Regions from separate parts of the Mus musculus genome. Here region 2 is linked to region 1. A link is a loop called in an ENCODE intact Hi-C map of the cell type or tissue named here. Cell type or tissue: heart. All regions are shown on one strand.

The links. Hi-C counts contacts between places; a loop is a spot of excess contacts. Peaks named below come from ENCODE experiments on the same cell type or tissue, not always from the same donor. Only the 100,000 strongest peaks of a DNase experiment are listed, where the experiment ranks them.
Region 2: it touches region 1 in a loop (7-fold over the local background); 1 of 42 quality-filtered maps calls a loop at or near these places.

Annotation. Positions count from the first base shown.
Region 1 is chr5:34,658,287-34,663,286 of GRCm38, reverse strand. It overlaps Nop14 (NOP14 nucleolar protein), which reads left to right and starts at 3,139. Exons shown (of 18, transcript NM_029278.2): 1 at 3,139-3,436. The coding sequence starts at 3,242. It overlaps Grk4 (G protein-coupled receptor kinase 4), which reads right to left and starts at 2,908. Exons shown (of 16, transcript NM_019497.2): 1 at 2,283-2,908. The coding sequence starts at 2,334. In heart, no CTCF peak of the experiment used is centred here; a DNase peak (open chromatin) is centred at 3,036; H3K4me3 peaks cover 2,787 bases; H3K27ac peaks cover 2,274 bases.
Region 2 is chr5:33,780,489-33,785,488 of GRCm38, reverse strand. It overlaps Letm1 (leucine zipper-EF-hand containing transmembrane protein 1), which reads left to right and starts at 2,772. Exons shown (of 14, transcript NM_019694.2): 1 at 2,772-3,015. The coding sequence starts at 2,937. In heart, a CTCF peak has its summit at 3,061; a DNase peak (open chromatin) is centred at 2,668; H3K4me3 peaks cover 1,763 bases; H3K27ac peaks cover 1,620 bases.

The DNA.
Region 1 (5,000 bases):
GATAGCAGGCTTTGCTTGTCTCTCCCCGCATCCCCGTTTCTCTATGGTGCTGGGGATTTAATCAGAGCCTTACACAGGTTAGTCAAATGTTCTACCTCTGATACACCCAACTTCTAGTTTTTAATTTCTATCCCTGCCACTCAAGCTAAGATCAGTCAGTGAAGGGCTGAGAACCAAGCCCTCGAATTTGTTCTTTGACTTCTCACACGCGCGTGTGCGTGTTACCCATTTGTCTTTGTTTCCCACGGCTGAGATTATAAACACCATGCCCTGGCTTTTTGCATGAATCCTGGTGATTGAACCCAGGTTTTTGTGGGGTTTAAAATTATCTACATCATTATAATAAAACCTAATGCAATATTCCCTGTTCTCAGACACTGTAACCAGATATGAAGGTAGAAAGAAGAGAAAAACCTAAAATTGATTAGATTTTATTTCCATTAAGAAATCCATTCAAGGGGCTGGTGAGATGGCTCAGTGGGTAAGAGCACCCGACTGCTCTTCCGAAGGTCCGGAGTTCAAATCCCAGCAACCACATGGTGGCTCACAACCACTCGTAATGAGATCTGACTCCCTCTTCTGGAGTGTCTGAAGACAGCTACAGTGTACTTACATATAATAAAAATAAATAAATCTTAAAAAAAAAAAAAGAAATCCCTTCAAGGGAATGGAGAGGTGGCTCAGCAGTTAAGAGCACTCACTGCTCTACCGAAGGTCCCGAATTCAAATCCCAGCAACCACATGGTGGCTCACAACCATCCGTAACGAAATCTAATGCCCTCTTTTGGAGTATCTGTGGACAGCTACAGTGTACTTACATATAATAAATAAAAACTTTAAAAAAATACTGTTTTGAATAGAAAAAGTAAGAATGAGTGGGAAGAGAACCAGGTCTTGGTTTTCTCTTAAGGCAGTTAGGAAAGACTCAGAAGTATGCACTTGCTTCTCTTTCAGTAGAACATTCGACTGTTCATGTTGTTTCTCACTCCAAATTCCAATTAGTCCTTGAAGGGGATTTAAAAAAAATATTTATTTTATGTATATGAGTACACTAGGTGTACAGATGGTTGTGAGCCATCATGTGGTTGTTGGAAATTGAACCCCCTCGATCTGGCCAGAAGATTTATTGATTTATTTATTATTCTACGTTAAGTACACTGTAACTGTCTTCAGGCACACCAGAAGAGGGCGTCAGATCTCATTACGGATGGTTGAGCAGTCAGCACTCTTAACCACTGAGCCATCTTGCCAGCCCCTCAAAACAGTATTATTTTGAATAATAGTATTAATTCAAAAATACTGACAGAGTAATGTCTTTTCTTTCATTTGTTTGTTTCTTTGATGATAGCTCTAGTCTCCATAGTTCTACTATAGTAGAACTCATAGTCTACTCCATAGTTCGCAGACTATGGAGCCTAGACTGCCATTGCACAGAGGATCTTCCTGCTTCAAGCCTCCTCTCTCTGCTCCTTGCTCACAGGGGTTTCAAAGCCCTTAGTTTGGTATTCAATTCTGGACACCACTCACTATAAGAAATTTCTGACAATGTTTCTTGTTAGGGCTTCCCATATTGAAAATAGTTATATTGTCCAATTAAGATTCTTCTTCCTGAAAATCACTTGGAACGTAAATGGACTTGTGGGGTTTTTTGTTTGTTTGGTTGGTTGGTTGGTTTTTCGAGACAATGTTTCTCTGTGTCGCCCTGGTTGTCCTGGAACTCACTTTGTAGACCAGGCTGGATTCCAACTCAGAAATCCACCTGCCTCTGCCTCCCGAGTGCTGGGATTAAAGGCGTGTGCCACCATGCGCCACCACTGCCCGGCTAAAATCAATTTTTAAAAGGAACAAAAAGAAAAATCAAAAACATCTGTTACTCACTGGTTTTTCTCAAAGAATATACTTCACATTCTGTGAGGTGAACACACTGAAGCTTCTTAATAGCGTCTACTTCCCATGGAACCTTTGCCTGGGTAATCCTAGAAAGTGTGCAATGCATAACTTTCCATACTCTGTCTTTCAGATTAGCAGCGCTGAGAGTGAGATGGAACTCAATCAGCCCCTTGTGCCTGTTAGGCTAGCGCTACTGTTTCAAAACAACAAAAGTTAGCCCAGGATCACTGACTGACACCCGCTAAGCTGCAGCTCCAATCCAGAATTGGTTCCAGTAGAATCAAAACTCCCTTATTAGACAATAAGGTACCAAGGAATCAGGATTCTCTCCAAGGTTAAAGTTCCTAGGAGGCGCTACCTTCGGGGAGACGGGGAGCCCGGGGTGCACCCACCTAGACGGGCCTTCAGCAACAGATTGTTGGCCACGAAGTTCTCGAGTTCCATGATCGCTGTCCTGCGCCGTCGCTGCCGCGGTTTCCGACGTCGAACTTTTCGGAGTCGAGGCAATGGAGACGGGGAAGGCTGCGGGGAAGGAGATCCTAAACCCGCGGCAGAAGCCTCGGGGCATCCCTTGTCCTTTGAGGAACGCGGCTTCTGGACGGTGGCCCTCCGCGACAGCGACCGTCTCTGTCGCTTCTTCCTCCGCCTCCTCCGGGGTCGCCACAACTGCCAACAGGAGCGCTGCCGTCGTCGCCGTCGCTGTCGCCGTCGCGGTCGCCGCGGAGATGGGACACGGGTAGGCTCGCTACGGGTTCCAGCTCTGTTGCTGTCCCGGCAAGGGGCTTCCGCTATCGGCGCCGGCGCGCGGTAGCTCGAGCTCCTCTCAGCATCATCGCCCAGGCCCAGGGCGCGTAACTCTCTCCTCAGCGCCGGGTCCTGGGCAGCACTCAACCTTCGCCGCGCCCTACCCTACCGAGGAGCTTACAAACTCGAGAGCGGTCTCCAGCGGCGACGGCGACAGCTCCAGCAGCGGCAGCCGCAGCCGCCAGTTAACTCGCAAGACAGCTGGGCCCCGGCTAACGGTTTTCCTCCAGAGGGAGCCCGAGAGCTCCCCTCGGGGCGGCGTCTGAGGATACTGTGGCGGCTCTCGGGACACTACAGATCCCATAAGGCCCAGCGCCAGGAAGTCGAGGAAGTGTGGCCTCCTGGGAGTTGTAGTCTTTAATCCAGTAAACTGTAGTGCCTGTTTAGTGTCATCCAGGACTTGTGTACTTCTCGCGAAATACGGGAAGCTGACGCACTCATCGCGAGACGAAGCTGGGCGTGGTTTTACATCAGCATCCTATGCACGAGTTTCTTGAACTGCTTGGTCTGTACGCACTGTCGTCCAAAGTGTGGCGGAGTGAATGTCATGGGGAAAGCCAAGCGGACTGGGGCGCGGAGGCAGGTCCACAAAGCGCCCGCAGGGGCGTCCGGAGGCCCGGCGAAAACTAACCCAAACCCATTTGAAGTGAAAGTCAACCGGCAGAAGTTCCAGATCCTTGGCAGGAAGACGCGCCACGATGTGGGCCTGCCCGGGGTGTCCCGCGCTCGTGCCATCAGGAAGGTGAGGGGATAGGCTCTACCCAGGTTCTGCGTACTATGCCCAGTGGCTAGTGAAAGCCATTTGGGGAGAAAAAGATTTATTTGGCTTACACTTATATATTTCCATCATTGAGGAAATTAGAGGCAGGAGCTGATGTAGAAGTCATGAGGGGTGCTGCTTACTGGCTTGCTCTCTATAGCTTGCTTAGCCTGCTTTCTTAAAGAACCTAGGACCGCTGCTAGCACATAGGTGGGCCCTCCGCGGTCAATCACTAATTAGTAAAATGCTCTTTGGGCTTGCTTGCAGCCCGGTCTTATGAAAGTATTTTTTTCCAATTGAAATTCCCTTCTTTCTGATGACTATACTTTGTGTCAAGTTTGCCTTAAACTAGCCAGCAAAACGATCAGGACTGAGGCATAACACTGCCTCTCCTTTGCTTGATATCGAATGCGCTTCCTCTGGAAACCCTTCCTCCTTGGGATCTTCCAGGTATACATTCTTCTTGACTCTTCTTGGAGCTTTTAGGGCCTAAGAGTCAATCTCTTCTGAGCTCTGAGCTGCCCTGTACCACTGCTCTGTATGCTTTGACCATGACAGTATTCGTCCCGTGGATAGGGTTTACAGAGTATGCTCTTTGAATGTTTGGAAATTGTCCTTCCTCTGAATTTCATGAGCTTGTCCCTTGGGAAGTCACTGGAATAGTACCTTTTGGGGATAACCTCATAGCTTCCATCCTTGTTCTTATGGCCCCATCTCAAGAGTATATTGTACCTTCCTTTCAAAACCAGTTCAACAAATGGCATTCTCTATGTAACTGCTGACGTTCGTTTGACTTTAAAAAATAAAAGTTTGTGAGTGCCGTTTGTGCTGTGGCTTTAATCTCTGGGGAATCGGAGACAGGTGGATCTCTGAGTTTAAGGGCTTTATGGTGAGACTCAAAACTTCCAGTTGAGTCTCAAAAAATAAATAAAAGAAATGAGTAAGTAAAAGGCAATTCATGGTTACTTTGAGAAAATTAATAGGTTAGACTTATTGGTAATGTTTGTAAAGGGGATAAGTAAGACCTAGCCTTTGCCCTTCACAGCTACAAATCTGTACTTTGTTACAAAGGATCCAGTTTACATGAGATCTTTAGATTGAAGGAAATTTCTTTTTTAAAAAAACTTAATTACTAATTTTATTTTAAATTTAATTTAAATTTTATTTTTAATACATTTATATTATAAATAATAAATAAATAAATAATAACCTCACCACTATGGTATTTGATCACATCTGGGTCTGTCCTTAAAGGGAATCGCATTGTAACTTTGTAAGGAAATTTCTTTTTCTTTTTGCTCTTTCGAGACAGTGTTTCTCTGTGTAGCCCTGGCTGTCTTGGGAACTCACTCTGTAGACCAGGCTGACTTGGAACTCAGAAATCCGCCTGCCTCTGCCTCCCAAGTGCTGGGATCAAAGGTGTGCGCCACCACTGCCCAGCAGGAAATTTCTTTTGAATTGGGTAAAATATCCATACTGCAAGGAGCTGACACTGTCCTGTGTATGTCCTGTATGTGGTTCAATGCATGCATTATAAAAAATACAA
Region 2 (5,000 bases), 880 kb after region 1:
ACCCACAAGGGGCCTTTCCCCCTTGACCACTAATTGAGAAAATGCCTTACAGTTAGTTGGATCTTATGGAGGCATTTCCTCAACTGAAGCTCCTTTCTCTGTGATAACTCCAGCTGTGTCAAGTTGACACAAAACTAGCCAGTACACCTCCCTCCTGGAAACCCCCTATCCTATCCTCCCTCCTCCTGCTTCTATGAGGGTGTTCCTCTACCCACCCATCCGCCTCCACCTCCCTGTCTTTCATTCCCCTATACTGGGGCATCTATAAAGCCTTCCTAGGACCAAGGACCTCTCCTCCCATTGATGCATGACAAGGCCATCCTCTGCTACATATTCAGCTAGAGCCATGTGTACTCCTCTGTTGATGGCTTAGTCCCTGGGAGTTCTGGGGTGGGGGTCTGGTTGGTTGATATTGTTGTTCTTCCTTGCAAACCCCTTCAACTCCTTCAGTCCCTTCTCTAACTCCTCTATTGGGGACCCTGTGCTCCATCCAATGGTTGGCTGTGAACATCTGCCTCTGTATTTGTAAGGCTCTGGCAGGGTCTCTCAGGAAACAGCCATATCAGGCTCCTTTCAGCATGCACTTCTTGGCATCCACAATAGTGTTTGGATTTGGTAACTGTGTATGGGATGAATCCCCAGGTGAGACAGTTTCTGGGTGGCCTTTCCTTCAGTCTCTGCTCAACACTTTCATCTCCATATTTGCTCCTATGAGTATTTTGTTCTCCTTCTAAGAAGGACTGAAACACCCATACTTTGGTCTTCCTTCTTATTGAGCTTCATGTGATCTGTGAATTATATCCTGGTTATTTGGAGCTTTTGGGCTAATATCCACTTATCAGCAACTGCATATCATGTGTGTTCTTTTTCAATTTGGTTACCTCACTCAGGATGATATTTTCTAGTTCTATCCATTTGCCTAAGAATTTCACGAATTCATTGTTTTGGAGTTTTTGTTTGTTTGTTTGGTTGGTTGGTTGGTTTTTTGTTTTTGTTTTTTTGTTTTTTTGAGGCGGTTTCTCTGTGTAGCCCTGGTTGACCTGGAACTCAGAAATCTGCCTGCCTCTGCCTCCCAAATGATGGGATTAAAGGCGTGCACCACCAGTGCCCGGTGAATTCATTGTTTTTAATAGCTGAGTAGTACTCCATTGTGTAAATGTACCACATTTTCTGTATCCATTCCTCTGTTGAGAACATCTGGGTTCTTTCCAGCTCCTGGCTATTATAAATAAGGCTGCTATGAACATAGTGGAGCATGTGTCCTTATTGCATGTTGGATCATCTTCTGGGTATATGACCAGGAGTGGTATAGCTGGGTCCTCAGGTAGTACTATGTCCAATTTTCTGAGGAACTGCCAAACTGATTTCCAGAGTGGTTGTACAAACTTGCAATTCCACCAGCAATGGAGGAGTGTTCCTCTTTCTCCACACCCTCACCAGCATCTGCTGTCACCTGAGGTTTTGATCTTATCCATTCTGACTGGTGTAAGGTGGAATCTCAGGGTTGTTTTGATTTGCATTTCCCTGATGATTAAGGATGTTGAACATTTCTTTAGGTGCTTCTCAGCCATTCGGTATTCCTCAGTTGTCATTACTACTTTGGCTTGGCTTTGCTTTCCTCCTCCTCCTCCTCTTTGGTCAGGCAAGTGTTCTTATTGGTGGAAGTTTCTCAGCTTGGCTAAGAAACTTCAGTTCTTTGGTTTAGGTCATCAGCCCTTTCAGGGAATCCCTACACTTGACTTAATTCTGTATCTGATGCCCACAATGTACATTACCGTGTGCACAAGAGAGGTTCCAAACGTCTTAGGAGATTCTCTGCCACCTGAGTCCTGAGATAGGGATTCTGGCCTACACTGGCCCAGCTTTTAGGTTCTGATTCAGAAAATGACCAGATAGGTTACTTCTTCCCAATGGGCTGTGCTGGGATACTAGTGAAGCGTCCTCGCTGGGAGCCAGCTGGAATTAGGACTTGAGCACCTGTTCATCAGAAAAAAAAAAAATGCATTAACCTCATACTGAAGATCTTCACCTACTATTCTGAGTTCACTCCCACAGGAACGTAGAAGGAACGGAAAAGGCATTCCACAAAGGCAGGAGGTGGAAAGCAGTGAGGGAAGTCTCCAGGAACGGTCTGGTGTCCCTGGGTCGGGATACAGATCTGTGGAGAGGGTGGCTGCTCTGGAGCACCAGAGTGTGTATAGTCCTGGGTTTCCACAATCCTGAAGCCTGCCATTCCAGCCACCACCCTTTAAAGAAGAGGATGCTGCCAGGTCTATTTTGGAGTGGGCAGGGGTGGCTGTGAGCTACCATAGAGGGGACCTGCCAGGAGTGCAGCCCACTACTAAGGTTGCTCGTCCTGACGCGAAGCAAGGAGGTGGGACCAATTAACAGCCTCGCAGAGTTATGTTCCCTACCCACCACCCTTCCTTAAAGTCCCATGAGCCATCTGCTATGGGCTAGTATAATATAGGGCTTAGTAGTTATGAAAATAGATGCCAGTTCTTTTGCCGCCTCTGTGCCCGCAGCCCCAAATCAGAAGCTAGGCACTGCTAAGATGCAAGAGGAACTCCAGATAGATCTGAGCTCATCAAGAAAACCCAAGACTCGGCGCACGCTGGGACTTGTAGTCGGGAGAGGCAAGCCTCCCGGATGCACGCTGGGCCTTGTAGTCTGTTGGGCGGGCTCGCCCCTCACCTGGCCAGGGCGGGTGCCGCAGGGCCAATGGGAGCCGTGCCGGCCAGGCCTGTTCCGCCCCGCGCCTACGGACGTTTGTGCCGGGACATGGCCGCTGCGGATGCCGGGTCCTTGAGCTGAGCGCTTGCTGCCGGAGCCAACCTCTGCCGTCAACCGTCCGCGCGGGCTGGGCCCAGGCGCCGGGACGGCCAAGATCCGCCGAGGAAGCTGAGGCAGCTATAGAACGCCGCCGCGGCGGGCGCATGGCGTCCATCTTGCTCAGGAGCTGCCGGGGCCGGGGGCCTGCCCGCCTCGCGCCACCTCGGGCCGCCTCCCCGCGGGGTAAGCTGGTGCTGCGCAAACGACCTGTTGTGGGCGACCGGGAGCCAGCGCGGGACGCCCCCTTCCGTGCCCCGAGGCAGCGCGGCAATGACAAGCACCGGGCCGCTCTGAGCCGCTTGTGCTGGACAGCTTCCTGTGACCTTAGTTGCCCAGGTCGCCGCAGGTCACTGCTGCCGACCGAGGCGCTGAGAAAGTTCCTTAGGGCCGTGGCTTCCCTGCCGCTCCCCTCGAAGATGAATCGAGCCCTGTCCTGCCCTTTGGCCAGTTCAGGCTTGGAAGCCAGAACTCTGGGACAAGGAGATTGGGTTGTGGTTGATGCCAGCTTAGTGGGCCACTCCCTGGGGTGGGGTGGCTGATGACCGTGCTTTCCAAGGAAACTTATATGTGTCCTATTTGTAAGGTTGAAACAGCCTGTGAGAGTGGGACCCAAGACCTTATGGTTTCTTGGTAGAAGTACAGTTCTTGTCACCTTAACAGTATTGGAGAGTCGGGTATGGTGTGGAGCCAGGCATGGGGGCACACACCTTTACCCCCAGCACCCTGGAAACAGAGGCATGTGAATCTCTGAACTCCAGACCATTTAAAATTTCAGGCCAGGCAGGGCACAAGATCCAGTCTTAAAAACAAACAGCAAAACCAGTTAGGATGCGTGGAAAGAGCAGAGTGTCCCTGGGTTTGGTGTGGTTTTTCAAGCTGTCTCTGCTATAAGCGCTGTCTACCTGTTGACTTGTTCAGGATACCATAATGTACTTCTGCCTTTTCTTATTTCTCTGGCATGTTTATGGCTTTCAAATTAGTTGATATTGTGTGTGTGTGTTATTATTCCAGGCACAAGAATGTTTTCTTTAGTTAACCCAGTTCCCTTGGAACAAAAATGCTGCTTCCCTGACAGTGGTTAGACTCCTGTCAGCTGGTTAGATGTGGAACAATAGAGCATTACTGGGTAGCAAGCCCCTGCTCTCCCTGTAATGATGTGCCCAGAGCCAACAGGCACAGGATGGACATCCTGACTTTTTAGTCTTAGAGGATAAATTGAGGCCAACTTTGTATCAAAGTGTTCTTTATTCTTGAGTACTTACCTTCTTCTTCACTTTTGTGTGACATACTTTATTCTGATTTTCTCGTTATATTTTTCCATGGCACCACATTACATTTGTCCTTTTGGCTCTTCAAGTTGTAACCGTTTCTCAGGTTATGTTTGCTTTCCATGACCTTGACAGTTTTGAGGAGTGCTTAGGTCAGGTGTGTTGTAAGATTTCTCTTTTGGTGTTCTGCTGATGGGTTCCTGGAGAGGTTTTAAGTGTGCCTTGCTCATCTCATGAAGCCAAGGCCCCACAGCTACTCTTGTTGATGTTGAGTTGACCTGGTTCCCCAGCGGAAGTGTGCTTGCCAAGTGTCCACCCTGAAGATCCTTTCCTTTCCCCTTTCTGTGCTGTTCTTGGTGAGAGGAAGACACTTGGTATGTGGAAGCGGGATTGAATGATCCTGGGGTGTGTGGGAGAGCATCCAGTCTAGAGGCTACCATGCCATATTGTAAACCTGTTAGGACTAGTCAAGGCTCAGGTAGGCAAAAGAGGACTGGCTTGGAGTGAGACAAGTTCCTGCAGCTTTTGACAGCTGCGAGGTGCACTCGACCTGGAGGCTTTGCATGAATGCCAGGGGAAGGACATTGCTTGGGAAGAAGTAAAGGTCTCCTGGAAGCCAGGAGTAAATCAGAAAATTAGGCAAAGACGTTTAGTCTTTCTCCCTGGGTCTGACACTCCTAAAGCTTTGGGAGTGATAGATATCAATGGGTTTGTTACTCATAAGGAGCTCTTTCTACCTGCCTGAGAAGAGAAGTGGGGCCTCCAGAGAGGCGGGGAGTAGAGAGTGGTCAGTGGGCCCGAGGAAAGAATACTGCAAAAAGAACCTGCCTTGTTCAGGTCTCTCCTGGTCATATCCCATGTCTCCTCTGACTACTCACTTGTGTCCTTTGTGATAAACTG